7 separate regions of the Mus musculus genome follow, and all the other regions are linked to region 3. A link is a loop called in an ENCODE intact Hi-C map of the cell type or tissue named here. Cell type or tissue: heart. All regions are shown on one strand.

Region 1 (4,000 bases), 340 kb before region 3:
ATGGAAAGCTTGAAATCTGATCCCGTATCCCCTAAGGAAACCAGTGCTAGGTCTCTTGGGACCTGGGACTGTCACTTAGAAGTACACAGCAATGACTAAATCTAGAGTAACGACAATGCCGTGCCCCAGTTGTCAATCAGGACAGCAAATTATGGTTTTTCTTCAATTCACTTTGGCAGTGGCGCCTATCATTGGTTTCATTGACACAATGTCCCCATTCTGGGTCAGGTAAAACTTGGCACAAGAAACAAAGGTTAACCTGGATGCTCCCTCACCCCAGTCCATTGCATAGGGTATACTTACTTGCTTTCCTCTCTATTGCTAGAGGAATTCTAAGGCCAGGACAGTAACACAGATACTCCTGAGAAACAAATAAAATGTCTAGAAAAACATCCCTGTTGTGATACTGCCACTCTTTAGACACTGTCTTTACCTCTTACTAGCTGGGTAATATTATAGAAGTAATGCAATCTCCCTTTGCCTAAGTTGGGATAATGACAGTATCATTGCATGAGGTTATTACAAAAATTAAGTGGGAAAATATACTGAGAGAATGAAATGAATCCTCTTACCACCCATACTGCTGTCTTTACATCCAAACATCAACACGGTATTTCTAGAGGCTGCTAAAAACATGACTAACAGGTTCACCAATTGTTCTCAACCCATAATTTGGTCTTCCTGCCACCAGAACAAAAATTAAGACGCCTAATTGCTGAACTATCTTTAATTCTTCATAGCATCCATTTTGAACATATGTTCATTTCCTTGATAATACATTAAAAAACACCTGGAGTAAGCCCAAATCATGTAATAAAGCTCTTCAACTTACTTCTACACTGACAGCCCCAGGCACATAGTCCTTCTTGTTGCATTGAGCTACTTAAACTGGCCTTCCTACAAGTTTAGTGACCTCCTGGATACCATTGACTGATGGACACATACAATACTGAACACAGACTATTGTATACTATAGACATACAAAACACTAGATATTGGTGATAGTAGGTTTTGTTTTCTCTTATTCTCATGCATAGTAGATGTCAAGGCTCAATGAATATGCCTATCTTAAGTATCTGTGAAGTCAGGTAGCAAGGACAGAGTGATGCATTCTTTTCTCTGAGTCTCAAAATATTACTGAGAAGCTGTCAAGGTACCCACAACAGCACTTAGTGGAAGAACAGGCAACGATTTTGAGCCCTCACGTCTAAGCAATAACTCTCTAAACTTTCTAAAGCAGGTTACCCAGGTCTTTAATTTTCTTTCTTCCTTCCTTCCTTCCTTCCTTCCTTCCTTCCTTCCTTCCTTCCTTCCTTCCTTCCTTCCTTCCTTCCTTTCTTTCTTTCTTTCTTTCTTTCTTTCTTTCTTTCTTTCTTTCTTTCTTTCTTCCTTTCTTCCTTGCTCGCTTGCGCTCTCTCTCTCTCTCTCTCTCTCTCTCTCTCTCTCTCTCTCTCTCTCTCTCTCTCTCTCTAAAGAGGAAGCTGAAAGGCCAAATTGCTGTTTCTACTTTTCCAAAAACACTGATGTAACTGAGATAGGGTTTTTGGAGTAGAGAAATGAATGTCTAGCACATACAAGGTAGGACGACCTGGGGCATAGAAGATACAGTACTGTTGTAGCTGTATCACGATCATTCTGAAACTTTATGGTAACACTCTTTCCTGAAACAATTGCACCTGGTCTCAACTCTATGAGCTGCCTCTCTAGACAATTCCGGTTTAAGGTCTTTGATGAGTTGAAGAACGGCCTGGGACTGTTTGTGCTCCAGCCCCGAAAGTTGCATGTGGTCCGGTTTTGTTGTTTTTGGTTTGTTTTGTTTGTTTTGACCCCACTTTATTGTTAGCATACATCAGTCCTATTTCAGTGTTAACTCTGTTCATCTGTTTTTGGCATGTACATAAATTTTAAGTACTTGCTCCCTTAGTTATAATATAGAAATAACTTCTTTAAAGGGCTGGTCTTGGGATTAACCAATATAAAATTGCCAAAGTGCGACTTACTTAGCACAGTGAGTTTTCCCACAGTGAGTATTATTGGAGGTGACTTCTCTTTCTTTAGTTTACAAAGAAATTTTTATCTTTTCTTGTCACATTCTCCTAAAGTTTAAAGCCCCAAACGTTCTTTGCCACCACTAGAGTCAACCATCTAATCCATTGGCAAAGTAGAGCCATTTGGATACGGAACCATAGTTACAGGTATGGAGTCTTTACCCGGACCGCTTTGAGAAACGGACCGGAAGTGGCCCGGCTGTGCTTTTCCTCCGCGGAGGGCATTGGCGGACAAACGGCGTGACTGCTGTCCCAGGCCTACTACGAACTCCTGGGGTTTGGGTTGGGGACTTGCTGAAAGCTCCGCGGCGGCGCGGCGGGAGGTGTCGCGAGCCGAGCCCTGCCCGGCCACTTCCATGCCGGGTTGGAGGCTGCTGGCGCAGGCTGGCGCCCGGGTGCTGGGCTGTGGCGCCAGAGGCCTAGGTGCTGACCCCGGCTTAGAGAGAAGGTGGGTATGGGCAAGAGGTGGTGGCGGGGGGCGCCGCCCACTCAACTATGTCCTTGAACAGAGATTTGGTTTTGCCGCAGAGGGTTAGAAGTGGAAGGGGCCATGTGTTCAAGGGGGTAGCATAGAAAATTAAGAAAGCATCGTTCAATCTAAAGCCTTGAAGGAGTAGTGGGGTTTTGTTTTAATGTTCAAGGAATTAGGGGTTAGCTGCGACTATTAGCAGCAGCAAGAATGTCTTCCAACCAGCCAGTGCTGGACTAGACGTTGTGTTTGTATTGTAACCTATATTAGGCCTTGTGTCCGGTGAGCAGACCACTGTCGTGAAAGTTTTTCAGATAAAACTGAAACTAAAGGGAAATAGGTTGTCCAAAGTCACTCAGCTAATGAGTAGAAAATCACTTGTAATTCTAAGCTGGAACTTCCTCACTACCAACCAAAGTAGACTGCCCAGAGGTTTATTTAGGTTCTCATCCACCCCCACCGTATGCAAAAATTAAACACACTTCCTTCCTTCCTTGCCTCAAGCTGCTAATCTCCTTCTTAGTGCATTTGCTGGACAGGGGTTGTGTTCTGTGGTTTTTAGTTTTGTTTTTAAAACTGCTTATTTGGTAGTTTGTTAACATTGGCGATGCCACTCCATTAGAAAACTGTCAAGTACAGATTCATGTGGGTTAGTAGTCACTCATGTGTTTCTTATTAGTTAGGTAGGATTGTTTATTGTTAATGAAAAGATAAATTTAGCCTTCAGGGTAACCATTCTTGGTTAAAGCAGAAGCCCCCGTGTTATTATAAGAAGTGTTAGGGAAAATGGACAAACCACACCATTCCCTGAGGCCGTGAGTGCATTATCTAACTGTGGCCTCCCCTACATTAAATGGAAATAATGACTTGATTGTTTTTGTTTCCAGAAAGAATATCTTGTTCTTTGTTAGAAATCTCCACAGCAAGAGTAGTACTTGGTGGGATGAACATCTTTCTGAAGAAAATCTCTCCTTTGTTAAGCAACTGGTCTCCGATGAAAATAAAACCCAGCTGACAAGTAAACTGAATCCCTTGAAAGATGAGCCGTGGCCTTTACATCCCTGGGAACCAGGTGAGGTGTAGGGATTTGAGATGTGACCCCTTAATTACAGTATGGCTTGATGCATGAAAATGGTGACATATGACATCTTGAATTTTCATATCTGTTTCATTCTGCTTTCGTCTGCCAGCTTATTTGTTTCCAGATAAGTAAAAGACCTCAGGAAGGTGTTTTGTAGGTGTGAGGTGAAGCATTCTGCATATATTGTCTTCTTTAGATACAAAGAATATAAAATGAAAGGTAGAAACCAGGAAGAAGAGGCTGGAAAATCCAGTGTAAACTGTCCTGTATTAATACAGCTACTTTCAGTTGGGATGCTTGTGTGCTGTTTGGGAAGCATAGTTCCAGAATCAGCATGTCCTATGGCATGTATGTATGGCATGTATGTATGGCATGTATGTAGTATAATACACTAAACCCATT
Region 2 (4,000 bases), 250 kb after region 3:
GGCATGAATGTGGTGCAGATAAACACACGCAGCCAAAGCATCCATCCATATAAACCTAAAAAGGTTTTAAAAGAAGAAAAATCAATTGCATACAAAGTATTTATGACTTGATTCTGAGACTCCAGGGGGTTGACCTTGAGGTCCCAAGCAGACCAGACAATCAAACACCAAGCTACATCTAAGGCTTTGACAAAGGATTTAAGTAGACATTTTCCAGAGATGACGAATGAATGGGCAACAGGTACACGAGGAGATGCTCAACGTCATTAAATCCTCGGGGAACTGCAAATGAAACCAAAAGGAGATGTCACTTTGTACCCACCAAGATGCTCTAATAATGGAAAATGGATGATGTCATCGCTAGAAAGGACACAGAGGGATCAGGAGCCCCACACTGTGCTGGTGGGGATGTAAGGCTGTGTGCACTTTGGAAAATAATTTAGCAGTTTCTCAGAACGTAAAGGCCAAGGGGCCGAGGGCTAGCTCACAGCTTCAGGCTTTTCCTTTTGGTGAAACAGATTATAGCTATTATAGAACTGTAAAAATATATTAAAAACAACCGCTTTCTCCCTCTCCTCTTTGGTGCTGGGGAGGCAACACTTATAAAAGAAAGTATTTTCTTAAGCGGCTTGCTTAATGTTGCGAGCCGTCCAGCGGCTCACAAGGACGGGTACACCTGAATAGCAGGCCGGTGCTGAAAGAGAGGGAAACTAGGCGACCAGAGGAAGATGGAACCAAGACAGGGTTCTGATCAAGGTTCAAATTTTTAATGGTGGACATGCTTTATAAAAGAGGGGGCGGGGAAGTCCATTCCCGCCAATTCATCCTTGGAGCCTGGAACCAGCCGCAGGTGATGACATGCAGAATAGGGTGTAGTCTCTAGAATAGTTCTGGGGCCTCTCAGCAGGTAGCAGTATCTTGAAGGGGAACAGCGGCAGTGGCAGAACAATAGAGTGCTCTAGGCTCCACCCTAGATAATCTCCTTAGTGGCAGCAAGATCAAGTTCTGGCTTAGCCTGCTTCAGGCTTATGGGAGGCTACAGTTTAAGGTTTCAGAGGGTTAGTCAAAGATCACCGTGGCAGGGATCAATCATCGCAGCTGGCAGGCAGGAGCTGAGAGTTACAGCCTGGTCAACAGGCAGCAGCAAGAGAGGGACACTGGGCCTGGCCTAGGCTTTTTAAACCTCAAAGCCAGTGACACACCTCCCCCAATAAAGCCACACCTTCTAGTCCTCTAAATAGCCCACCCACTAGGGACTAGATATTCAAATATACAACCCTTTGGGAGCCATTCTCATTCGAACCAGCACAGTAGCAAAAGCAAGAAAATTAGAACACAACTCCAGCAAAGACCCATTCTTTTTACCATGATGCACCCAGGTAATTCCAGCACCCAGTAAGTTGGGGCAGGGGGATGTATTTCAGCTAGCCTGAAATACAGAACGAGACCTTGCTTTCAAAAATAGAATGAATAAAGAATTAAAACCAGCCAATCTTGACACTTTGAAAAATGGTTTTAACTTGATTTTTTGACAATCTTATACATGTATAATGTGATTACTGTAATACCCCCACCCCTAATTAACCAGCACTTTCAAATATTTTTTTTCCAAGACTCACTGAGTTTAGGCAGTGAGTTTGGGGCTATCCATTGGAGTCTGGTGGGCACTCAGTAGGGAGTCAATTGAAGAAAGTGGTTTCTCTCCTAGAATACATTAGAAGCCAAGTCTTTATCACAGAGAGGTAGGGTGCATACACTTCCCCAACCAATGGTTGACTTAAAATGCCAGGTGTTGTGTAGGTTCACTGTAAGATTTACTCCTGCTGTGAAGCCATGACAGCTTTGGCTCTGCCATACCGAGATAACTTGTGTGTGTACATACAAAATATGCATGCATGCATACATACATACATACATTTTTTTTTGGAGAGAGGATCTCTCTTTATAGACAGGCTAGCCTCTAACAAATCCATCTACCTCTCCTGAGTAATGAGATTAAAGGTTCGTGTCACCCCAATTGTGCACTTTTTAAACCGACGAACTTTATGACACATAGCTTCTCACTCAATAAAGTTGAAATCCAACTTAGTGGGGGAGCTAGGTTTTCTAAGTACGTGGGTAAGTTTACTTAGAGCCATTGGTCACAGAGTTAGTGAAGAAAAGCACCTCCTGCTTGAGGCAGCGAGGCCACGCTTCCTTCCCTTGTTTCCTAGCAACCGGCTTCCTACTGAACGCTTCCTCAAGCCTCCGTCCGTCACTTCCGATCTCAACAGGAAGTGAGGTCAACCCGGAGGCTTTCCCGGGAGTTCAGCGTTTGCCGCAGGTGAAGTCGTCTTCCTGGACGGGCACTGTCCCTGTCCCTGTCCCTGTCCAGGGCTGCTGCAAAGGCCCTGGGATCCGGGGACTCGAACCCGCGGGGGCCCAGGGCGGCAGGGGAGGAGCCGGCAGCGAGGCTGCTGGGTGTCCGGAGTCCCGAGTGTGTTTGCTCTCCCAGTTGTTCACCCCCAGCTCTAGATCTCGGACGTGTCTGCGCTCCTGCCCCAACTACCCCGGTCCCGTGTCTGAAAGAAGACCCCTCACAGAAAACATTCTCCTGGCCGGCTTCCGTTCACGCCCAAGCCCCTCGGAGCTCTGCCAAGACCTCCCTGGGATCTTTCAGCGACTTTTGAGTTGCCAGAGGCCTGGGGTAAATGTTTTCCTGAGTGCTCAACTATGGGGTAGGGAGACAGTTCCTGCAAAATGTGGGGTTAGGTAACTTGGGGCAGTGTGCATTTCGGCTTACTTTTCTTGAATGTTTCTGGCGGGGTTTCTTGTTGCAAACTGGAGGAGTTTGCCTTGGTTTAGGAGGAGGGAGACATCACTGCGAGGATGCAAGGCCCAGTTGATGCTAATTCTATAGATCTGATTGATCCTCCCAGGACTTAAAATGATCCGTTTGTATCATGTGATTCGTTCTTTTAAGCGTTTAGCGTGTTTCTTACTTGCAAGTAAACTAGTTTTCCCGGACAAGGACCGAGGCATACGGTACTTTTACGACTTTAATAGTATCACACAGTGAATGCATGTTTTTAACATTTTTAGCTTAATGTTGAAGGGACTACGTTGTGCATAGTGGGATCTCAGCCCTTACGAGGTGGAGGCTAGAGGATCTGGAGTTCAAACTCACTTCTCGGGCTACATAGAGAGTTCCATGCCAAGCCTGGGCTACACAGACCTTATCTCTAAAATAAAATGTTGAAGGCATGTATGTAATTAAACAGTTTAGCGGCTGGAAAGAATGACATGACGTAGCACCATATTTTTAGATAAAAGTAATAAAATCTACTTAGATAATTTTTTCTGAATTTGAGACAGATCTGGGACTCACATTCACACACATAGTAGGTAAAGGTACAGATGTCTTTTAGGAAAAGGCCAAATAATGGCGATTTCACTGTTTCTTTGTTTCTCTCCATTTTAATCTCTCTCCTGCTCGACATCCTTTTACCCAGGTGTTCTGTGTTAAGCTGCTGTCCCAGAGGTGCTGGGCATTATGGGAAATCAGCTGGCTGGCATCGCTCCTTCCCAGATCCTGTCTGTAGAGAGTTATTTCTCAGACATCCATGACTTTGAGTATGATAAGAGCCTGGGAAGCACTCGGTTTTTTAAAGTCGCTCGAGCCAAGCACCGGGAAGGCCTGGTGGTTGTGAAGGTCTTTGCAATTCAGGATCCCACGTTACCCTTAACTAGTTATAAACAGGAGCTGGAGGAACTGAAAATCAGGCTCCACTCCGCCCAGAACTGCCTCCCCTTCCAGAAAGCAGCAGAAAAGGCGTCTGAGAAAGCAGCCATGCTGTTCCGGCAGTATGTGAGAGACAACCTCTACGATCGCATCAGTACCCGCCCGTTCCTAAACAACATCGAGAAGCGCTGGATCGCCTTCCAGATCCTGACGGCCGTGGACCAAGCGCACAAATCTGGAGTCCGCCACGGAGACATCAAGACAGAGAATGTGATGGTC
Region 3 (4,000 bases):
ACACCAGCTAATGCTCGTGCTCTCTCTCTCTCTCTCTCTCTCTTTCTCTCTCTCTCTCTCTCTGTGTGTGTGTGTGTATGTGTGTGTGTATGTGTGTGCATGTGTTTTGTAGGATGAAAGGAAATACAGTAAATTCCAGAAGGCACTCTCTCATAGAAAAAGAGCCTTCCTTATACATGCAACTTTATCACAATAGTTTAGAGCCACATTTTTACTGACTCCTGAAATGTGTATTTGTTTTATGATTCATATTTTGTTAGATATTTATACTCCCCATCGACTTAAAAACCAATGCGAACCCAGGGCCATGGCTTCCCCTAATGCACACATAGGCCAACTCCCTGGTGATGCTTTCCTCCCTCTCAGTCTGCTTTGACTCAGCACAGAGTAAATTGGGGTTAAACCCTGATTAGCATATTCTGCTTCCCTTTGCTTTTTGCCCATGTCAACTTTAAATCACAGTTTTGGGGTGTCTGTTTGCTAGACTAGCTATGTGGAAGGATATCAATTCAGTGCCCCCCCCCCATCTTAAGCAAGATCTGATTCCATTTCTATTGTACACACTGGGTACAGAGCTATCTCCTGGATTAGAAGTAAGGACATGCACCTCAGACCTAAGACTGCGTTTTAAAGCTAGCTGACTCTAAGTGTAGTACAGGTGAAGCCACAGTTCCTGAGGGAGCTATGAAATGTTATGAATGGCAGAACTGTCCCATGAGAAAGTATTCCACAAAACACACTCTTACTCCATTCCATCAAAGTGTTGAATGTTTTATTGAAAACTGTGCTTTTGTTTAAAATCTACATGAAAATAGGACTTTACGCTGAATACTATGTACACCTTGGCATTAGGTTTTCATATTCAGCAATTCTAAAACAACGAGAAAAAAATAGTGTTATAGTGTTGACCTGTGGGCTCAACATTTACCACAAAACCTACAAGGACACTCAAACAGAAAAAAAAAAACTGCAAAACATAAAACCTATTTGTAATTTTGTCTTCTTTAAATAATGTACTAATCTGTGGTTTGATCTAGTCCCAGTGAGAGCAATGCCCCTCTCCTCAAGGAAACGTTACTAAAATCTGCAGAATCTAAAGAATAGGTCCTAAAAGGTACCTTCTGTTTGCTTCTTTGACTGGCATAAAAGTGGTGATTTCTAGATAAACTAGGCTGTTCAAAAAAAAAAAATGGCCTCTCTGTCGCCTTTCAGATCACTAATAATAATTCTCAATGTGGAGAGGCGATTAAAGTCCCCACTTAGTAAAGAGCTGAACTCAAGATGGAGGACCAAAGCTTCTATTTGTAATGGAGTAATAAACCCAGCAGTGTGTGAGCAGCCTCTCCAGGCTCATCACACAGAATCAGCTCTGTCGCCCTCATCTCAGTTGGTATCCATGGAATGTACACACACTGCAGGCTGGATCTGAACCTAGGGCAGAGGATGAACTTGGGTGCTAGGGACACAGGTTATGCTTGTATCCCTGGGGCCTAGCTAACAGCTGACATACAGTTGTTAGCAAACGTTTGGAGAGCGAAGAAAGATCCAGCATACCAAATGTGACCCAAAGACAAGTAAAGGAAAGAAAACATAATAGGAACTAGAAGAAAGCTGAGAGACGCCCACTTTGTGCTAACCATCCCTGGGGTACCCATCCCGCTGGGGCAGGTAAAGAGAAAGTCAAGTGTTTACCGATGGTAAGAACTGAGTGGTTTATGTCCATGTCAAAAAACCCAAAAAACTAGGAAGCTGTTTTGACCTGAGGTTCTGCTAACTAAATCTGACCTGAGAAGTAAACTCTAACCCTGAGGTAAAACGAAAAAACTTGTCTCTTCAACAAATAAACCTTAAGTTTTTCGCGGAGCGCGTGAATGTATATCGAGGAGCAGGGCGCTTAGTCTCCCGAAGGGGAATGCGGTCCAGGGGCTGTGGGACCCGGCTGCCCGAGAGATCCACTTTCATTACCTTTACAGGTCCCCAGCCTGCGGCGCCCGGCCAAGCCTCCGTCAGCCTAGAGCTCGCTGCCTCGGAGGGCGTGGTTGTTTAACATCGTCGCCACGGAGACGGCGCGGGGGCTGCTGGGAAGTCGACGTTCCGGCGTCCAATCCAACGGAAGCGCGCCGGACCCTTCGAGGCGTGGCGAAGCGAGCAGGGTGAGGAGGCGGCCGCAAGTGTGAGAGGAATGGCTCAACCTCTCACACCAAGTTCCCACCACCCGGCCCGAAAGCATTTTCTCCTCCAGGGAGAGCCCTCAGCTTCTCGGAGCCAGGCTTCCCAGTGACGTCGTTCGCAGCACTTCCTGTTTCCGCTCGCGGTCTTCCACGCACCCGCGGGTCTGCCGTTTCTCCCCGGGATCCTACCTGCTGCTGCTGGTGAAGTGAGCCGGCGGTCGGGCGGAAGCAGCCGGCGGATCCGGAGGGCAGGAGCAGGTTGAGGTAGGAAGATTGGTGGTTGAGGAATTAGATCCTACCTTTTCCTGCCCTTTGCTTGCATTCCTTGAGCTACTTCGCTCAAGGTCAAGTCATTAGTTTACAGTGAGTTCGCAGAAACCACATGACAAACCGGGAAAGACATGACGATTCAGAATTAAAAAGTGTTGAGATGTTGGCCGAGGTGGATCTGAGGTGAGATAAAAAATCAAGTGCAATAATGTAAGCTGATACCAAAGGCAAAAAATTCAGGAGGATGCATTTTTTTATGTGGTAGCCCCACAAAAATCAAAATGCAAAAATTCCAAGGTTGGCAAAACTTTCACGATTTTAAACACGGGCAAGGCTGGCAATAGCATCGTGCTAAGCGATATTTGAAGCCAGAGGCGAGGGGGGAAACCAGTAATACTAATCCTATGAGTTGTTAGCCAGATAGGCCATTAGTAAGGGGGTGTAAGAATCCAGTTGAGGTTGAAATTGTATACTTGGGATCCTAGAAGCATAAAGCTGTGTTTTTCCTTAGCTCAAACTACTCTCCAATGTACCCTACACTCAAGACCTGTAACAAGGGTCTAGTTATCCATAAGGAAAAAAAAAATTGGCTCATTATGTGTCTTATGCTGGGTTGTCATTTTTATAGCTTAGGACTTTTGGCCTTGACCCTCACAAAACAGATTTCTTCCTTTATCTCTATATGGGCTGCCATGAGGTGGTGTGGCCTAGATATAAGTTCTGTCTTCCACCTCCAATAATCCAATCAAGCAAAGTTCCTCAACAGCGTATCCTGCAGTTTGGGTCTTGATTGATTCTAGATATACTCAGATTGACAACCAAGAATAGCCATCAAAAAGACCAGCAATTGATTTTTTTTGTTTGTTTCAACAGGGATTTCTGTCGATCATCATGGGTATTCGGGGACTAATGAGCTTTGTGGAAGATTATAGTAATGAATTCTTCGTTGATTTGAAATTGCGGAACACAAAACTTATCATTGATGGCTATTCTCTCTTCCACCGACTTTGCTTCAATTCTGACTTGGAGCTCAGGTATGGAGGAGACTATGATTTATTCGCAGATGTTGTACAGAAATTCTTTGAATCACTGTTTGTGTGTCATATTTGTCCGTATGTTGTATTAGATGGAGGATGTGACATTTCAGATAAAAAGCTGACAACTTTGAAGGATCGAGCAAAAGAGAAGATCCAAGCAGCCCGTTCCCTTTCTCTTGGTGGGGGTGGGAATGTGTGCCCCTTACTCATCCGAGAAGTGTTCATACAGGTTTTGATCAGGCTTGAGGTATGTTTCGTACAGAGCTTTTCAGAAGCAGATCGGGACATTATGACACTTGCCAATCACTGGAATTGTCCTGTGCTATCATCGGATAGTGACTTTTGCATTTTTGACTTGAGAAGTGGGTTTTGCTCACTGAATAGCTTCCAGTGGAGAAATCTGAACACTATTAAAGATACACAAGATTACTACATTCCCGCCAGAAGCTTTTCCCTCAATGCATTCTGCCATTACTTCAACAACATGAACAAAGCTCTACTACCTCTCTTTGCGGTGCTGTG
Region 4 (4,000 bases), 260 kb before region 3:
TTTTAATTGGTGTTTTACTGGGACACAACAACCACAAATTTATACATCATGCAGATAAGTTTGACGTGGCAGAGTAAAGGGTTCCCACGGACACCATGTGACTGAAGGGGCTTCTACTTCTTACTGTGTAGTGCTCTTTATGATGCTGTGTGCTCACTCCTCACTGTGAAGTCTTAAAGACAAGAGCAGTGGGTCTCTATTTCTGTCACCATACCTAGCACTGAGCAAGTATTAACCTGTACCTTTTGAAAAAGCTCTGGAACTTGGAGGCCCAGATATCAGCCTACTCTTCCAGATGCCTCTAGGTTTTTTTTTGTTTTTGTTTTTGTTTTTTTTTGGTTTGTTTGTTTGGTTGTTTTTTTTTAAGCAGGGCAGGCTAGACAGAGACAATGGGAGCTCAAAGATGAACACGCAGGAAGACAGGTATCAGGACTGAGGTCTCAGGCCTCCTAAGAAGCCCTTGACAATTCCAACTCTCAGTTAGAGCGCAGGGCTGGGTAGGCCCTTACGTCACTTTCTGAAACCCACTGCTCTGCTCAAGCCCCAGGTAACACAGGACAATTCTCAGAAAGAAGCCATCTCCTTTGCTTCCCTAACAGGCATGGGTTGGGCTGGACACAGGACAGCAGCCTTACAGCGGATGGGGAAGAAACCCTCCCATTTACCCGGAAGGAGTGGGATGTGCCAAATGCCACATCATGGTTAAACTGGGCAGATGACAGTGTGTCAGGCTGTGTGTGACCACGAACTACACATATACATACCTGGAGCTTCCAGGCTGTTTGTCCATGTATAAGGCAGGACTCTGGGATACTACAAAGGCCTTTTATCCCTAATGCCACCAGACAAGGTGTTCCGTTGAAAACAGTGCATATCCTTCCCTGTTGCTAATCTGGCACCACCTACAATCCTTTATACCCCAAAGAGAGACCACTTGTCCTTCCCTCCCTCATACCAAGGCCCTCTGGGTTCCAGGGGTCCATGCTGGTCCGATTCTACTTAGAATCTGGGATCTTTAGTTTTGCAATAATGCCAGGATCCAGAAGTTTCAAGTCCTGAAGGGCTTCTAGTAGCTGCTCTCGGGCAGCTCCAATGAAGGAATTCTCCAGAAAGGCAGGCAGGCCTCCCTCACCATCACGGAGGACGTACAGGGGTACCCGCACCAGGCCCAGCACCTATGAAAAGGAGACATCGGACAAGTGGGACCTCAAGAACCTCAACACATTACCTTATCTACCTTGGAACAGAACTCTCCAGAGAAGAGCCAAGCAGAACCGGGCCTAATAATCACACCTCAGGAGAGCTTAGAGAGCCAAACTCTGTGGACAAGTGAGCCACGCTGGGTTCCAAGCTCCATCCGTGCCAATCCTTCTCCATCCTTTTCCTCACCCTTACTGGCGACGGCCTCCAGGAGGCATGCCTGGCTGTAGCAGTATTTCAAAACTCAGAACTCACACCACTGTATAGGTAGCACTTGGGTGCTCAAGAAAAATGCAAATACCCAAGTATTCCTCTGACATCCTTACCCAACTCAAGTGATTCCAATGGACTGTTCAGTCTAAACACTGTCAAAGTGTGCGCACTAATCAGTTTTAATAGCGCTCTCACTCCCAGGTTCAGGGTCACCTCTACACACAGGCGTCCCTAGCATTAGACTCACTGTCTGCTTAAGGGAAATATGAACCCAAAGTCAAGAGCTTAGGGTATCATGTGCACTAGCATAGAGCTGGAGAGACCTTTGGATGTGTGTTCTAAAAAGCTCTCTGCAGGGGCCGCTAAAGGTGGCCGAGTAGGTGGTATTATCTAGCCTGGAGATGACCAAGATCCCAACTAGTTCATGCCACTTGAAAGAATTCAAAGTCGGAGGGTCAAAATCTCCTCCACCCAGTGGCTTTTCTCGGTAAGGGGATTGGGGGAGGACAGACTGGAGCTGGAGTGGATCCCAGGCTGGTCCCACCTCCAGCCCATGGTCCTTGGCTTGAGGTGCCCTGGCTTCCACAGCCTGCAGCTGTTCCAGAGTCAGGCGCTTGGCATAGAAGTGGGCCACCACGCGCGGTCTGGCCGCGATGTGTGAGCTGCGGTAGTCAGAGCGTTCAACGCGGAAGGCAGACATCGCTTCGCCCAGCTCCTCGCGCAGTTCCCGGTTCAGCCCGTCCTCCAGGCAGCTGTCCTGCGCGTCCACGAAGCCGCCAGGGAAGCCCAGGCGCCCGTCAAAGCGCATCTGCATCTGGGGGAGGAGGGTATGATGGTTGGCCCGGGCTCGCGAGCCCTGGGGCGGGGGAGCGGCCGTGCATGACGCGTCCTCACCAGCACGGCGAAGCGCATCGGGATGCGGCCGAACAGCTTGCGGGGGTCGGGCGCGTAGAGCAGCGCATGGCAGGCGTGGCGCCAGTCCGGCCCGAGCGCCAGGGCCTCGCTGAGCTCCACTTTCCGATGCCCCTCCATCTCGAGGCTCGCACTTCCGGGTTCTTGCAGAGGCCAGCGCCTCGGGGCGGAGCTTTGCGAGACTCCGCATCAGCCAATCAGGATGGGTCTCTCAGGAGCTCCGAAGACACCCTGGATTGGCCCTTAGGCTAGGGTGGGGCTGAAGGCTTGGTAAGGTCAGGCTCAGGCCGGAGGTGTTTTGGAACCTGAGTTAGAATTTACGCAGGAGTTCTGCCAGTGCAAAGGACAACGTATTTTTTAGAAAACGGTTCTGGGTTGGTCCGTTCATAACAAAGAGTCTAGGGATGGGAGGAAGGTAGTCTGGCTTCAGAACTTATTCCTAGCCTAGCGTGATGGGGGAAAGGAGAGGTGGGTGTAACAAGTCTTGAGTGGTGGAAATGTGGGGATTGACTGATTATAAGAGGGCACAGGGACAGAGCTAACACATTTGGGGAAGGGGAGTGGCCAATGGATGTGGTTACAACAACCAACTGCATTGGCTGTGGGCTCTGGGTAGTGATGTGGCGCCTGGTACATGGAAAATGACATGGAAATGTCACAGGTCACACAGTAAGATTGGGGAGGGGTGGCTGGCTGAGGAAATAAAGCACAGAAAAGAGTGGGGAGGAGTCAGACAGGACACCCCACCACCACCACACTAGGAGTAAATTAAAATACCCTCAGAACTTTAAATTGTGAAGAAAAATAGGAAAGAGATGGGGGACACTCAATGCCTAATGCTGAGATCCTGGCATTCAGGATCCTTCACCTCAGCTAGGCTGCCCCACCTGAAGTTGAGTCCATATATCAAGAACCTGTATGTATTTAAGGAAGGGAAGAGGTGACACTCAAAGAAGATCTGACTTCAGGTCACAGCCTGGACTTGAAAGTTTGTTGTAGAGCTCAGAACTCACCCAGATACAGGCTTGTGACTTTAGTAGAAGCCACTCAACCCTCTCAGGTTCCCAGTTAAGGACCTGTTAGTGGAGGTGGAACCAGCGTAGTATGGGAGTAAAATTCTCCTCAGAGCCAGACATATGGTAAATGCAGCCATTCTTGGATTCGAGGGTGGAGGTTCGATGCTGTGTCTTATGTCAAAGATTGAGGCCAGCATCCTAAGAATAAGGGCACCATCAGGAAAAGCCTGTGGACATCTTGCCTCAGTCCCCTGAGTCGCAGGGCAGAGATGCCATTGACTGAGGCAGTCACATCATGGTGAGTTAGGTGCGATACAGATGCCATTACTCAGATAACATCCAAGGGACAGGCAAATCATCCTGGTCAAACATTATCACCTGGCAACAAGAAGGAGAAGGAGGAGGAGGAGGAGGAGGAAGAGGAAGAAGAGAAGAAGAAGAAGAAGAAGAAGAAGAAGAAGAAGAAGAAGAAGAAGAAGAAGAAGAAGAAGAAAGAAGCTTATAAAACCCTTCATATCTTCCAATTCCAGAGCCCCACCCCAGGCCAATTTCAAGAAAAAATTCCTGGTGGTAGTAAGAGGACACGGTGGTTCTTTTGTTTTGTTTTCTGGATGTGTGCAGTGTATGTGCATGTACAAATGTATGTGTGTTCAAAAGAC
Region 5 (4,000 bases), 220 kb after region 3:
AGTGAGTGTGCTTCAGCAGCCCGAGAGAGTTGCACGGCTTAGCACTGCAGTAGAAGGGCTCTGCGGCATATATGAGCCTATTCTAGGGAGACATGTCATCTTTCAAGAAGGTTGAGTGTCCAAGTGTCCTTCTCTCCAGGTAAAACGACACGGGAGCAGGTCAGGGTTGCTCTGGGTAAAAGCCTGTGAGCCTAAGAGCTAATCCTGTACATGGCTCCTTTACCTGCACACTGGGGATTTGACCTCTATCTCCACTCTCATTAATATGGGTGGCCTATTGCTCTTATTAAAAGGAAAGGGGGAGATGTTGGGAGCCGCCCCCACATTCGCCATCACAAGATGGCGCTGACATCCTGTGTTCTAAGTGGTAAACAAATAATCTGCGCATGTGCCAAGGGTATTTTACCACTACATGTACTCTGCCTTTCCCGTGACGTCAACTCGGCCATGGGCTGCAGCCAATCAGGGAGTGATGCGTCCTAGGCGAAGGATAATTCTCCTTAAAGGGAACGGGGTTTCCGCCATTCTCTCTCTTGCTTGCGCTCTGGCGCTCTGCGCTCTGGCGCTCTGGCTCCTAAAGATGTAAGCAGGGGGCTTTCGTTTTTGGGGCTTGGGGCTTGCGCTCCTGCTCCTGAAGATGTAAGCAATAAAGTTTTGCCGCAGAAGATTCTGGTTTGTTGTGTCTTTCCTGGCCGGTCGTGAGAACGCGTTTAAGAGAGGGTGCCACCAAGACCAATGAGATTACAGGAGGGTGCCATCAAGACCAATGAGATTACAGGAGGGTGCCATCAAGGCCAACATACCTTCAACTTTAATAACAACTCAACTCATTCATTCATTCATGGTAAACACATTCATCAATAATAATTGAGGACCCACATGTGCCATGACTATTAGGCAGAAGACTATGAGGAAGTTAAGTGATTTTGAGTATCTGTCATTAAGGAGAGCAAAAAAGCTACACAACTAAATTAATTCAACAAAGTTTTCAAGTACAAGCAGAGAAGAGGGAAGAATGCCTCCACAGAGCAGTAGACGACAAGGAAAGGGGATTTTTGCTTTTACATTTTATTGATTTATTTTTAAGTTTTCCTTTACTTTTATTTTATGGGTATGGGTGTTTTGCTTTCATATATATTTAAACATCTATGCATACTATGCCAATGAGGGCAAAAGAAGGTGTTGCCTACTCTGGGGCTAGAATTACACATGATTGTAAGCACTGTGGGGGTGCTGGGAATTGAACCTCAATCCTCTGGAAGAGCAACCAGTGCTCTTAACTGCTGAGCTATGTCTCCAGCCTTCCAGTTCCTTCAAATTCTTTAAATATTTTTATTTTACTTTAAATTGTGTGTGTATATGTATGTGAGTATGTGTGTCTGTGTCTGTGTTTCCATGGGTATGTGTGGGTACGTGTGGAGATCAGAGGACAACTTTAGAATCCTTTATCTCATCCCATCTTTACAGGAGTCTAACCAGAGGTTGGACCCGTGTCCCTAGGCAGTGCAACAAGAGCCTTTACCCATTGCCTGGTCCCTTTAAATTCTAACAGGTAGTTATTGTTAGACCAAGCCAGGAAGTTGCTCCTTGGTTATGAAGGACGTGGAGAGGAAAGGCCTGGGAACGTGGTCAAGCAGGAGGTGTGTCTGAAACAATTGCTCTGTGTGGTTGTCCTCTCCACCTCTCCTCCTCCCAGATAACAGTGAAGCTTGAGGTTGCGCTCAGAGAAACGAGAGGAAGTTAGTTACAGCGCCTGGCTGGCTCAGGGAAGGATCCTCATGACCGCGTTGGTCGTCCATCTGGGCTAGTGTGAAGTTATTTTAAGGAGCTCTGCCAACTTGCACAGATGCGGCCACATTTGCCAGCTCCTACGTCTGGCTTGTTGGCTGGTTTCGCTCTTCCTTCTAGGTCATGTGGGCAGTCTTATCTTCAGTATTGTCTTGGCTATTATGCCCTATTTTCTTCTTAATCCTTCTTAAAAGGAGACCATTTCCACTGAGCCACATTCAAGCAGTAAAAACAAAAGATTTATCCATATGATACGGAACTCATTCCCTAGAAATCATATCTAGTTTGCTTTCCCTGTTGCTGTGCTAAAGCAATGAACAAATGCGTCTTGGGGAAGGAAGGGTTTATTTCAGTTTACAGTCCTTCACTGGGGGAAGTTAGGACAGGAACCCGTACAAGCAGAGGTAGGAAGAGCAGAGCAGTTCTTGGCACTGTGGTGTGGCAGTCAGGAAGCAGGAGGGAGGTAGAAAGGGAGGGAGCGAAGGGGGTTGGGGGAGAGAGAGAGGGAGCAGTGGGGGAGAGGGAGAATTTACAGGCTCTCCTTATTTTCCTTTTTTATTCCATCTACACTGGAGCCTAGGGGATGGTGACACCCACAGTCAGTGTGGCTGTTTCTTCTGTAGTCAATCTAATCGGGAAGGTGCCGTGCAGACACACCAGCAGGTGCACCTGGCTAATCTAGACATTTCTCAACCCAATCAAGTTGACAATGAAGCCGAACTAACACAAAGCCTTAAGGAGAGAGTCCAGAAAGGGTGATCCAGTCTTGATGATTCAACCGCAAGGGTGGCCAAAAGACACCAACTCACTGCCCCAGCTACTGGATTAATAGGTCACCCTTAAGTGCTGAAAGCATGCCCAGGACTGATACTTATCACCAAATGCATGCCAGAGCTTTGGCCCACTTGGCACGCAGCCCACAGCCTCTGCCTTGCTTTCCTGGTTGCGCTGCTAATTTGCATCCCACGCATCAGCAACTCTAAAGCGTGATGAGAATTCTGGCTGGAGCGAGCATGATTTATCTGTCTCCCCAGGAGTGACCATCTCACTGGCAAGGCAGCAGCACTTTTGTATCCTTGCCAAGGTTCACCACCAGGGAGAGATAATTAAAGCCAGGCATGAAGCGTTGAGGTCTTTTAAAGCCTCCCGTAATGCTACCTCTGCTTCAGGATTTGAAGGGGAATTCAAAGGTCACCCTCTAAGAAGCCAGAGAGCATCAAAACCAGCCACCTTTAAAGCACTTCTACTCATAACCCCCCCCCGAGAGACAGCTTATCATAATTCAAGGAACACCTGCCCATCTCTCTTCACATTCTCCTAATAAATTTCTTTTGCCCCTAGACAAAGATATCCTTTGTCACCTTGCCAAGTCCTTACCTACATCCTGGATCTACATTAGTAAAAGAGCACAGATGGATATTAATTGCTGGTATCAGAGAGCTTAGCCTTCTTGGATATGGGGAAAATAGCTACTTTATGGGTTAGGTCTTTCCTGGAATCCATAGTCAGGCAGGGTACACAGCTAAGTTGAATCTAAGATTTTAAACTAAGGAGGAAGATCCTGTTTTAAAGCTATATGTTCTGTTTTCTGAGAAATCCTGTCCCTGGGAGACTAAGGACAGGACAGTGAGGTCACTGGACCTGACAGAAGAGGGCAAGAGGTGGAGCTGTCGTGGAGAGCAGGAGAGGGGTGTGGTGTGGTACTCAATGTGGCTGAATGAAAATTCCAAACAAAGAGGTTTGGAAGTCAATGTCACTTCTGGGTGTGTGACACAGTATTGTGAGCAAATTTGGAGACAGCGTCACCAGGCCAGCCAGGTACATTTCCTTTGCCATCCGTGGGACAGTACATGGGCAAATCAGAACCATTTCAAGGGACTGATATCGGATGTCTTTGTTTTTTGTCATCTGTGTTCATTCAACTCTTAAGTTTTCTGGTATATTCTGTTTGCAAGATGCAAGGCAGAATTCTGCATCTGTCACTCCAGGGCTCTCTCTTCAGTGAACCAAACACTGAGATGTTCAGTCTTGGTTCCACAGGGCTTGGCACTGAGGTATGGGGAAGAGGAGAGGACTTTGGTAGCCAGAGCGAATAGTGGAACTTTCTTGGAGGCATGTGGAAAGTGGTGGGGAGAGGCAGTGATGGGCGGGCAGACCGGAAGTGGCCTCTGGAATCTAACAGTGGGAGGAGAGTAGGCCGGTCGGATGCTAC
Region 6 (4,000 bases), 1.3 Mb before region 3:
GTTTGCCATGCACGACTGCTGTTCTAAGAACTGCACATAAACTGCTTCAGTCTTCAGAACTATGGCGGAAACAGGCGTTCCTGTGGCCCCACTTACAGGGAACAATCTCACCCAGAAGTTCAGCAGCTGTTAGAAACCGTTCTAAGTTACTGACTACTCAGTAAGCTGAGAAGTGAAGCCACTCAATCTTCTAAGCCCATTTAAGGAGAGCAAAGAGGAGGGGTCAGGAGCCCTGGCAAAGCCAATATTCAGGGATATTCGTGAGCACCCTAGTAACTAACTCTCCCTCACCCTGCTCCATCTAAGTTACACCAAGAGGCATTTAGGAAACGGTGCTCTATCCTCGGCGACTTTACATGAGATATTATACTCTGACAGAGCTTTCTATGCATCAGCCGATGCAGAGCCAGGTAGACTAATAAAGATAATGGTGACAGGAAACTGGGTACAGGACAGCAGGCAGAAGAGCTCCACCATATGGATGGATGGCTTGGATTGTTTGTTTTTTTTTAATAAAATGTTATTTTCCTTCCTTGCAGAAAAAAAGGGGTCTCACTACACAGCCCAAAGTGGCCTACAACTCCTGTAGCCCAGACTGACCTGGACCTCACGACAACCCCCTCTACCTCACCCTCCCGAATGCTACGATGAATCGTGAGCCAACTCGCTTGGTGAAGAATATCTTCTGACTAGCATAAGACATGGCCTTGCCCATCTGGGAACTGGACCTCCACAGCAGGAAAGGAGCGGCAGGAGGCCGGCTGAATCCCTCGCGCGGAGCGTGGCCCTGCCCGCCCCGTCATGGATCACCTGTAGGGATTGGAATCCAACACCTCGTCGCTCATCTCCTGGATGCGGGTCCGGCCGCAGTGGCCGTCCCCTCCAGAGCGCCGGGTTCTCTCCCGGGCGAGTTCCTGCTCCAGCTCCTCAACCCGCTGTCGCAGCCGCTCCACCGAGTCGGCCATGGCTGGGCTCCCGGTGGCCTCCGATCCCAGGCCGGACCGCCGCCGTCGCCGTCGTCGCCGCCTCCCCACGCTGCCTCGCTGGGCCCACGAAGCGCAGGAGGAACAGACACAGCCTTCCAGGTCCAGACACCGGCGAAGCGGCTCCAAGGCTCCCAGTAAGACACGTCTCCGGCACGCCCACCGGGCTTCCGGCGTGCCACTTCCGGTGCGCCGCCGCCATCGCTCCGCTCGGTAAAAAAAAAAAAAAAATAATAATAATAAATAAAAACACTCCTCAAAACACTTAGCTTTCTTCTCTAGAACCAAGACCCAGGTCTCAGCAGAGCCAGCATCATATGTGTCCAGATCAAGTCGACGGCCATTCCGTCTTTCCTATCTAGGAGGCCATGAGAAACACCAGGGTCTTTTAATGCAGGCTCAAGGTTCTGGCGGACTCTCTTCTTGCACGGACCGCACAGGTCTTCCGCTGGCGCGTCCTTAGTCTAGGGTGACAGCTGTTTGTCTTCATTCGCCAGAGTCACGTTTGCGACCTTGTTTTTCTATAAGACTGAGGACTCCAGCTCTGACGCTGAGGGTAAATTCTAAGTCTGGTCCCACAACAGGCAATTCTTTTATTTCTCCACCAGACTCCGAGTCCCAGACTCCGCCTCCCACATGGCTTTGCAGCAACACTGCCCAGAGTCCCGGTGATTGGCTTCTCCTAAGCCCCGCCCGACCACGCCCCCCCCCCCCCCCCCCCAAGTGCCGGTCTCCTTTCTGCCTTGGCGCAACCTCCGTACAGTCTGTGGATTCCTCGGTGACAACAGTGGCGGTCATGGAGACGGATGTCACCAGTGACACCGTGGAAGTGCTACCCCAGCACAAGTTCGACCTCAGGTCCCTGGAGGCCTACCTGAATCAGCACTTGCCGGGCTTTGGGTCAGATTCCCGGGCTGTGCTGACTGTTACTCAATACAGGTATCAACCATAGCCTTTGCCTCCTGGGAACATGTCTGTGCTTGGTGCTTCGCTTCCTTTGGCCCTGGGTGGGTGTCTCATTTGCCCGGTCGGGATTTCTTTCCCTGCAAGGATGCTTCCTGGATAATTTGTACTCGAATCCCAGGCTAGTCTGAATTAGAGGGCAGGAGCAGAGGTGCAGTATCCATTATGCAGTGCAGTCTTGTTAAGGACTAAAATTATGTGTCTAATTCACCGAGAGTGTTGCGGCTGAACACTCTTGAATTCCTAATAGATATCTTCTGTGACCTTCTGTGCTACAATCTAAAGATCAGTTTCTGAGGGGCTGGTGCCATTTTGTTTAATTGACCTTAGTCACCTGGGGCTAGGTTAATAATACCAGCTAAAATATACCAATTCGATTCTAGACATTCCACTTCACTGTTTTTAGCACCACTTAAGGCCTAAGTTCTTGAAGCAAGGGAATTAAACGGGAGGAGGTGACTCCAAGAATACCTTTCCCCACTGACAAGTGAATCTGGTTTTAGTCTGGTGTTTTGTAAATAGAGAGGGTATTTTTTGTTTGGTTTTTGATTTTTGTTTTTTTTTTACTTTTATACAGTTCCAGTATAAAACCATTTCATATGGTTTCAGTAAACTGTGCCTGGCCTTTCTATCTGGGGATTTAACTGTAACATAAATTCAGAGATCAAAGTTCCTTTCCTGTAATATTTGCCTGTATCCATTAGTCTTGATAAAGAAATGAAGTGATTTAGGTGAAAGGACTTAAGCATTGAAATATCCGTGGAGAGGTGGAATAAGTAATAGTTGACACTTCTAAACTTAATACTTTGTGTTGTAAACAGACTGAAGCAGGTCAAAGTTCACATTTCAGTGATTAGTTCACTCTGTGGAATTTGGCCAGCTTATTGTCCTGCTTTCAGATAAAGGTTATATATGTTCACATTACTGTGGTCCTGTGCAGACTTAAAATAATTCTGAATTAAGTTGATGTTCACCAAAATCATGCTCAATACATGAAATTAGTTGTGATACAAAAAAAAGTACTTCTGAAGTCAAACCTAGGGCTACATGGCTTTAATCCCAACAATCTAAAGATCCCTGGAGATTGGAGGCTGAGGAAAAATGATTGTGAATTTGAGGCCAGTCTGGGCTATGTAGCAATCCTTGGTTTCAAACACTATTTTTCCAGGAATGTTATATAATCTTGATTTAACATAGATGTACATATTCAACAGAGAAAACACATTCATTTTCAGGACATATGAAAAATTATAAAAATAAAAGTAGATAGATAGAAAGAGAGAGAAATAGTAAGGCCACAAAAATCTCAAAGGAATCTTTTAAAAGTTTAGACCAGTTCTATGGCTTATCAGGTAAAGGCACCTGCTGCTGAGCCTGACAACCTGAGACAACCCCCTGGAAACTACATTGTGGAAAGAGAGAGACAGATCCTGCATGTTGTCCTCTGACCCCCACACGTGTGCCACCAAATAAATAAATATAAAGGGGGAAAACACACATTTTGACAATATAAATGCAACTTTTTAATAGGATTAAAACAGCAAAGAAATGCTATCCAGAAACGACTTGTTTTGTGTGTTGAAAAGCCAAGAGCAACATAGGTAATAGTTTGTTAAACTTAAGAGTACAAATCACTTGCATTTCTATATCTTAGCAACAGTTGAAAAATGACACCCAAAAGCTCTAATAAAAACATCCCAAAACATTACCTAATAGAAGGTGTTCAAGACCTTTGTATAGAACATAAAAAAAAACCTCATTAGCAGTTTTTAAAGAACCTTAGAAGTCACATACATGAGCAGGAAAAGTCAGGATTGAAAAATTTTGCTCTTTGTTCCAACTGATCTATAGATTCAAAGCAATGTTAATCAAAATTCTGGTTTTTTTCTCTAATTTGAAAAAACCTGCTTCTAAATTTTATGTGAAACCAAAAGGTTAACAGAAACATTCCAAACAAAACAAACAAACAAAAAAACTGAGTGGGAAATCTTGTCGAAGACCCTCTGGGCCCCTTTGTCTGAACAGGTCTCTAGTCACGGGTGGACAAAGCGTAG
Region 7 (4,000 bases), 100 kb after region 3:
ATTACAAACCCATCTGCCAGGGGCCTTTACCTTCATTTTCCATCGAAACTGCACTCTGGTTGATGGCTACAAAGTCTTTAGTGTCAGCCACGGCCACACTGGGAATAGAGAGGAGAGGAGGACAAGGAAGAGAAGACCCCGGAATCCCAGGCTGTCACCCCCGCTCCCGGCCACGCGTCCCACGGCTGCTCCCACCACCCCTAGCAGCAGCATCTGCAAGAGAAACCAGGAGAAGCGGAGCTGAGGAGAGGGGAGAGGAGCAGGGCGACCCTCGCCCAGCCGCCACCACCCTAGCCCACCCCCTGCGCCGCCCGCAGCGCCTGCGACACACACGCCAGCCGGGCGGCGCCCGAGAGGCGCCCTACGGGCAAGAGACGTTCCCCCCCTCCCTGGACGCCCCCTTCCCTCTGGACCTGGAAGTTTCTGGAAATAGGGGCAGGAGTAGACACCCGAGTCCTCCCCGACACCCCAGACGTCCTCCCCTTCCCTCCAGGCTGCGAGGACTCACTCGCGGGGCTGCGGGGGCGCCCCACGCGCCTCGGGCGACCCGGAGCTGCTGGCAGCACAGCGGCGCCACACGTCCCGAGGAGAAGGAGCAGGACGGCGGCAGGGAGGGGAGAGGAGGAGCGGCGAAGGGCCCGTCAAGCTCGGCCCGCCGGCTCCGCGCGTCTCCGCGCACGGCCGAGCAGCTCTGCTCCCGCCTCCGCCTCCTGCGCTCCGCTCCGCCCCTCCCCGCCGCCCGGCGCTCCCTGCACTGCCCAGCCCGCCGCCCACCGAGCTTTGTCGCTACCACTTCCGCCCGGAGAGGCGCGCGCGCAGGCGCACTCCAGCTCTCGGCGCGGGTGAGCGGAAGTGCAGTGAGGCCGAGCCTGCGAGCCCTAATGGACGTGGTCCTGGGGATGCAGAGGGTTTGTAGGAGAGCGCGCGGGGCCCACGGCTCCTCCAGGGCTCTCGGGATAGCGACTGCCCGCTTTCTACACACCCGGCGGCGCAAGGGGCGGAAGGACACCCATCCCCGTATCCAGCCACACATTCTGTCGAGGCGGCCGCGGGTACGAGGCAGAGACAGGCACAGCCATTGCCGGGTCACAGAGTCGCCTGGGCGCTCTCTGCACAGCTCTGGAAGTCTCTCCGGTCTCACGGCCGTCACAATCTCCCCGGACGACACAGAGAGAAGCTGATGTTCCTGTCAGCGGCCTCCCACGCGTCGTACCCTCACTTGTAAACACGAGCTCTGGCTGCTTCTCTGGTCTTGGGAGGACTGGTCATCATGGGACCAGTTTCCAAAATTCTTTCCTGCTCAGGGGTGTGCTCCGAAGCCCCATGTGTCATGAAAGGGCAAGGTTCAGAGTGACAGCTCGAGGAAGGAACCCTGACCTTTTTTCATTGCGTGAATGCAACCAGAATAGCTGGGATAGAATCTAGAAATCAAGTCGCCCTGCCATCGAAGCCGAAAAACCCATATTACCTTGGCCGCTGCTATCATTTTCCAAGTCAGCCTTTCACTTAGCACCTCACACAAACCCCTAGACTTCTAATGAATAGTTGCTACTCTTTAAAGCACAGGAAGCCATTGAACCACTCTCCCACCTATATCCACTAGAGGGCAGAACTACACCTATGGCCAGTTACGGAGCATCCTCTGAAGACCCCCTCCCTCCCCTTCTGCTCCAAAGAAAAAGCCTCTACAGGTATTTTTTCCTCCGTGACCAAATAACCGTAACAAAATTGCTCTTTTATATTGGGTCCTATAACATGCTTTCAAACACACGTTCTACATAATGGACCGAGTTGCCTGCCTTCCTGTGTTGGGTGCCTGTTAAGCTTGTTTAGGATCAAAATTTCTGGACAGCTTCTGGGTTGACATACACACGTCTTCTATTTTGAAAAATGAGCTTTTGCCAGGCATAGTAGTTCATGCCACTCATGGGAAACAGAAGCAGAGGATGGCCGCAATTTCCAGGCCAGGCTAGTGTAGAAATCTATAATTCATCTCCACTTTGGTATGTATAATGATGTTTTATATGCCCCGTGGCATAAGCTTGTGGCTTCTATAATAAAATTGCTGTCTCGTGCTCAGTTTTAAAATTAGTTTGTAGTAGTTATTACTTAACAGAATATTAATGTTACAACAAGCACAATTTAAAACACAAAGTTTACAAGGTAGATCACATTATATAAGCACTTAGAATTCATATGTAGACTTCTGGAAAACGTAATTTTATTGTTGTGCTGGGGTTTCTTTTATCACCTTAACAGGGCTAGTGTCATCTGGTAAAATGGAAGGCTCAACTGAGAAAATGTCTCCATCACATAGACCTACCTACAGTCAAGTCTGTGGAGAATTTTCTCAAGTGATTGATGCGGGAGTGCCGGGATCACTGTGGACAGGGCTATCCATGGACAGGTGGTCCTGGGTTAGGTAAGATGGCAAACTGAGGGACCCGTGAGAAGCAAGCCAGGAAGCAGTGCTCCTCCATGGGCTCCGCTTCAGTTTCTGCCTCCAGGTTCCCACTTTGGATTGCTTCAGCGATGGAAAGTATAAGCCTTTCCTTCCCTAGCTGCTTCTGATGTCTTGGGACAGCAAAAGAAAAGAAAACTAGGACATCTGTATTGTTAGTTATTGGACCAATTAGCTGAAACGATGCGCGTGTTGCTTAAGATGGTTTTTCTATTCTGTACCAGATCTGATCACGGCCCCACACTAGCCGAGATCAGCAACATTGACTTCTATTTCCTGTGATCAAAAGTTAGCATTTATTATGTATCTGCATATAATTTATATATTAAAGCTTTAATCAATACTGTTAAAGCCAGAGCAGCATGCTCTCCTCTTTTTCTGTGCATGCTGGATCCTTCTGTGAGGGGCTGTGTACCATTCCCACCTCGGTGTGTGACAGAGGGAGGGACTAAAATATAGTGAACTGTAAATGCAAAATGCACGAACATGCAGAAGGATTCCTTCTTTCCTCTTACACAGTAAAACTGTCGGAAGGGACAGAAAGGGCGCGTGAAGATAATAATAAAGCAGAAGCATTGCCGAGGTGGAACCCTTAATATGTGAAGAAACATTAAGACTAGCTACAGTGAGACTGGTGGCCATGAGAGACAATATAGCCAAGTGTCCTTGTGACCAACCCCGAAAGTTCCCCTTTAAAATAACCCTCCCCTAAAGTTTGGCTCTTATTCCTTTTGTGTTGAATATTTAACCTACAAAATTAAATGCATCTAGAGCAAAATGTGGTTTACAGGAGCTGAGAGTGTTTCTCAGTGGTGGGAATGGAATCCTTAGATGATTCAAACTTGAGCACCACTGAGAAAGTGGGGGTGAGGAGATGAGAAAAGAAGAGTGGTCACATGACTGAGAAGGTTCGAGGCTCCTTTTCCTGGGGGAAGCGTGGGGAAGCACGGTCATGATGCTCCAATGTTATTCATACTGTGCTTGGTTCTAAGAGGATATGAGCTACCCTGCTTTTATATTATAATAAAACTTGAACATTTAAAAGTATATGAAGATCAAATACTTGATATAAATTAGCCTTGTCCAACTATTTAAATACAGATGATAAAGGAGTGTGTATTTTAAAATAAAACTAGAAGAGCTACTTTTAAATCTTCCCCTAGTTACTGTCTTCTTTTAACCCTTTAGCATCATCTGAACTAAAGGATCAAAATTGTTAGGAAAAGTCAGCAAACAAAGATATATGCCCTGAAGTTCACCATCCCATATAGTTGGTTTAAAAGAAAAAAAAAACTGAGCACGTTTATGCATATGTATGTATGTTCGTGAGCGTGTGTGTGTGTGTGTATGTGTGTGTGTGTAAGCATAGAAGACAGCCTTGAGTACATCTTTAGAATACCCTTCATCTCCTTTGAGCCAGGTCTATAATTGGCCTGGGGCACACAGATAGTCTAGATTGACTGGGCAGCAAGCCCTAGGGATCCTCCCATCTCTGCCTCCCCAGAGATGGAATTACAGACACATGCCACCATGCTCAGT

What was found. A loop is a pair of places that touch in the nucleus more often than their neighbours do. Peaks named below come from ENCODE experiments on the same cell type or tissue, not always from the same donor. Only the 100,000 strongest peaks of a DNase experiment are listed, where the experiment ranks them.
Region 1: it touches region 3 in a loop (10-fold over the local background); 29 of 42 quality-filtered maps call a loop at or near these places.
Region 2: it touches region 3 in a loop (2.9-fold over the local background); 4 of 42 quality-filtered maps call a loop at or near these places.
Region 4: a loop joins it to region 3, with 3 times the contacts of the local background. A loop is called at or near these places in 17 of 42 quality-filtered maps.
Region 5: a loop joins it to region 3, with 4 times the contacts of the local background. A loop is called at or near these places in 4 of 42 quality-filtered maps.
Region 6: it touches region 3 in a loop (20-fold over the local background); 3 of 42 quality-filtered maps call a loop at or near these places.
Region 7: it touches region 3 in a loop (5-fold over the local background); 3 of 42 quality-filtered maps call a loop at or near these places.

Annotation. Positions count from the first base shown.
Region 1 is chr9:105,051,017-105,055,016 of GRCm38, forward strand. Mrpl3 (mitochondrial ribosomal protein L3) reads left to right here and starts at 2,252. Exons shown (of 10, transcript NM_053159.4): 1 at 2,252-2,496; 2 at 3,405-3,589. The coding sequence starts at 2,405. In heart, no CTCF peak of the experiment used is centred here; a DNase peak (open chromatin) is centred at 2,355; H3K4me3 peaks cover 1,678 bases; H3K27ac peaks cover 947 bases.
Region 2 is chr9:105,640,705-105,644,704 of GRCm38, forward strand. Pik3r4 (phosphoinositide-3-kinase regulatory subunit 4) reads left to right here and starts at 2,291. Exons shown (of 20, transcript NM_001081309.1): 1 at 2,291-2,686; 2 at 3,492-4,000. The coding sequence starts at 3,533. In heart, no CTCF peak of the experiment used is centred here; a DNase peak (open chromatin) is centred at 2,267; H3K4me3 peaks cover 1,299 bases; H3K27ac peaks cover 986 bases.
Region 3 is chr9:105,393,231-105,397,230 of GRCm38, forward strand. Nek11 (NIMA (never in mitosis gene a)-related expressed kinase 11) reads right to left here and starts at 2,057. Exons shown (of 16, transcript NM_172461.3): 1 at 1,966-2,057. Aste1 (asteroid homolog 1) reads left to right here and starts at 2,132. Exons shown (of 5, transcript NM_025651.5): 1 at 2,132-2,435; 2 at 3,315-4,000. The coding sequence starts at 3,333. In heart, no CTCF peak of the experiment used is centred here; a DNase peak (open chromatin) is centred at 2,131; H3K4me3 peaks cover 1,841 bases; H3K27ac peaks cover 1,102 bases.
Region 4 is chr9:105,129,336-105,133,335 of GRCm38, forward strand. Nudt16 (nudix (nucleoside diphosphate linked moiety X)-type motif 16) reads right to left here and starts at 2,470. Exons shown (of 3, transcript NM_029385.2): 1 at 2,308-2,470; 2 at 1,958-2,227; 3 at 3-1,175. The coding sequence starts at 2,445. The coding sequence ends at 996. In heart, no CTCF peak of the experiment used is centred here; a DNase peak (open chromatin) is centred at 2,456; H3K4me3 peaks cover 1,507 bases; H3K27ac peaks cover 1,384 bases.
Region 5 is chr9:105,610,393-105,614,392 of GRCm38, forward strand. No RefSeq gene overlaps it. Among named protein-coding and RNA genes, the nearest start is that of Pik3r4, 31 kb to the right of the region's middle. In heart, no CTCF peak of the experiment used is centred here; a DNase peak (open chromatin) is centred at 1,779.
Region 6 is chr9:104,061,982-104,065,981 of GRCm38, forward strand. It overlaps Uba5 (ubiquitin-like modifier activating enzyme 5), which reads right to left and starts at 1,140. Exons shown (of 12, transcript NM_025692.3): 1 at 811-1,140. The coding sequence starts at 965. It overlaps Acad11 (acyl-Coenzyme A dehydrogenase family, member 11), which reads left to right and starts at 1,743. Exons shown (of 20, transcript NM_175324.4): 1 at 1,743-1,922. The coding sequence starts at 1,780. In heart, no CTCF peak of the experiment used is centred here; DNase peaks (open chromatin) are centred at 1,120 and 1,660; H3K4me3 peaks cover 2,375 bases; H3K27ac peaks cover 1,584 bases.
Region 7 is chr9:105,494,385-105,498,384 of GRCm38, forward strand. The region is part of intron 1 of Atp2c1 (ATPase, Ca++-sequestering); the gene reads right to left. It overlaps Gm40564 (a long non-coding RNA gene), which reads left to right and starts at 1,608. Exons shown (of 2, transcript XR_871130.1): 1 at 1,608-1,691; 2 at 2,260-2,814. In heart, CTCF peaks have their summits at 293 and 1,605 (motif pointing right); a DNase peak (open chromatin) is centred at 787; H3K4me3 peaks cover 1,890 bases; H3K27ac peaks cover 1,627 bases.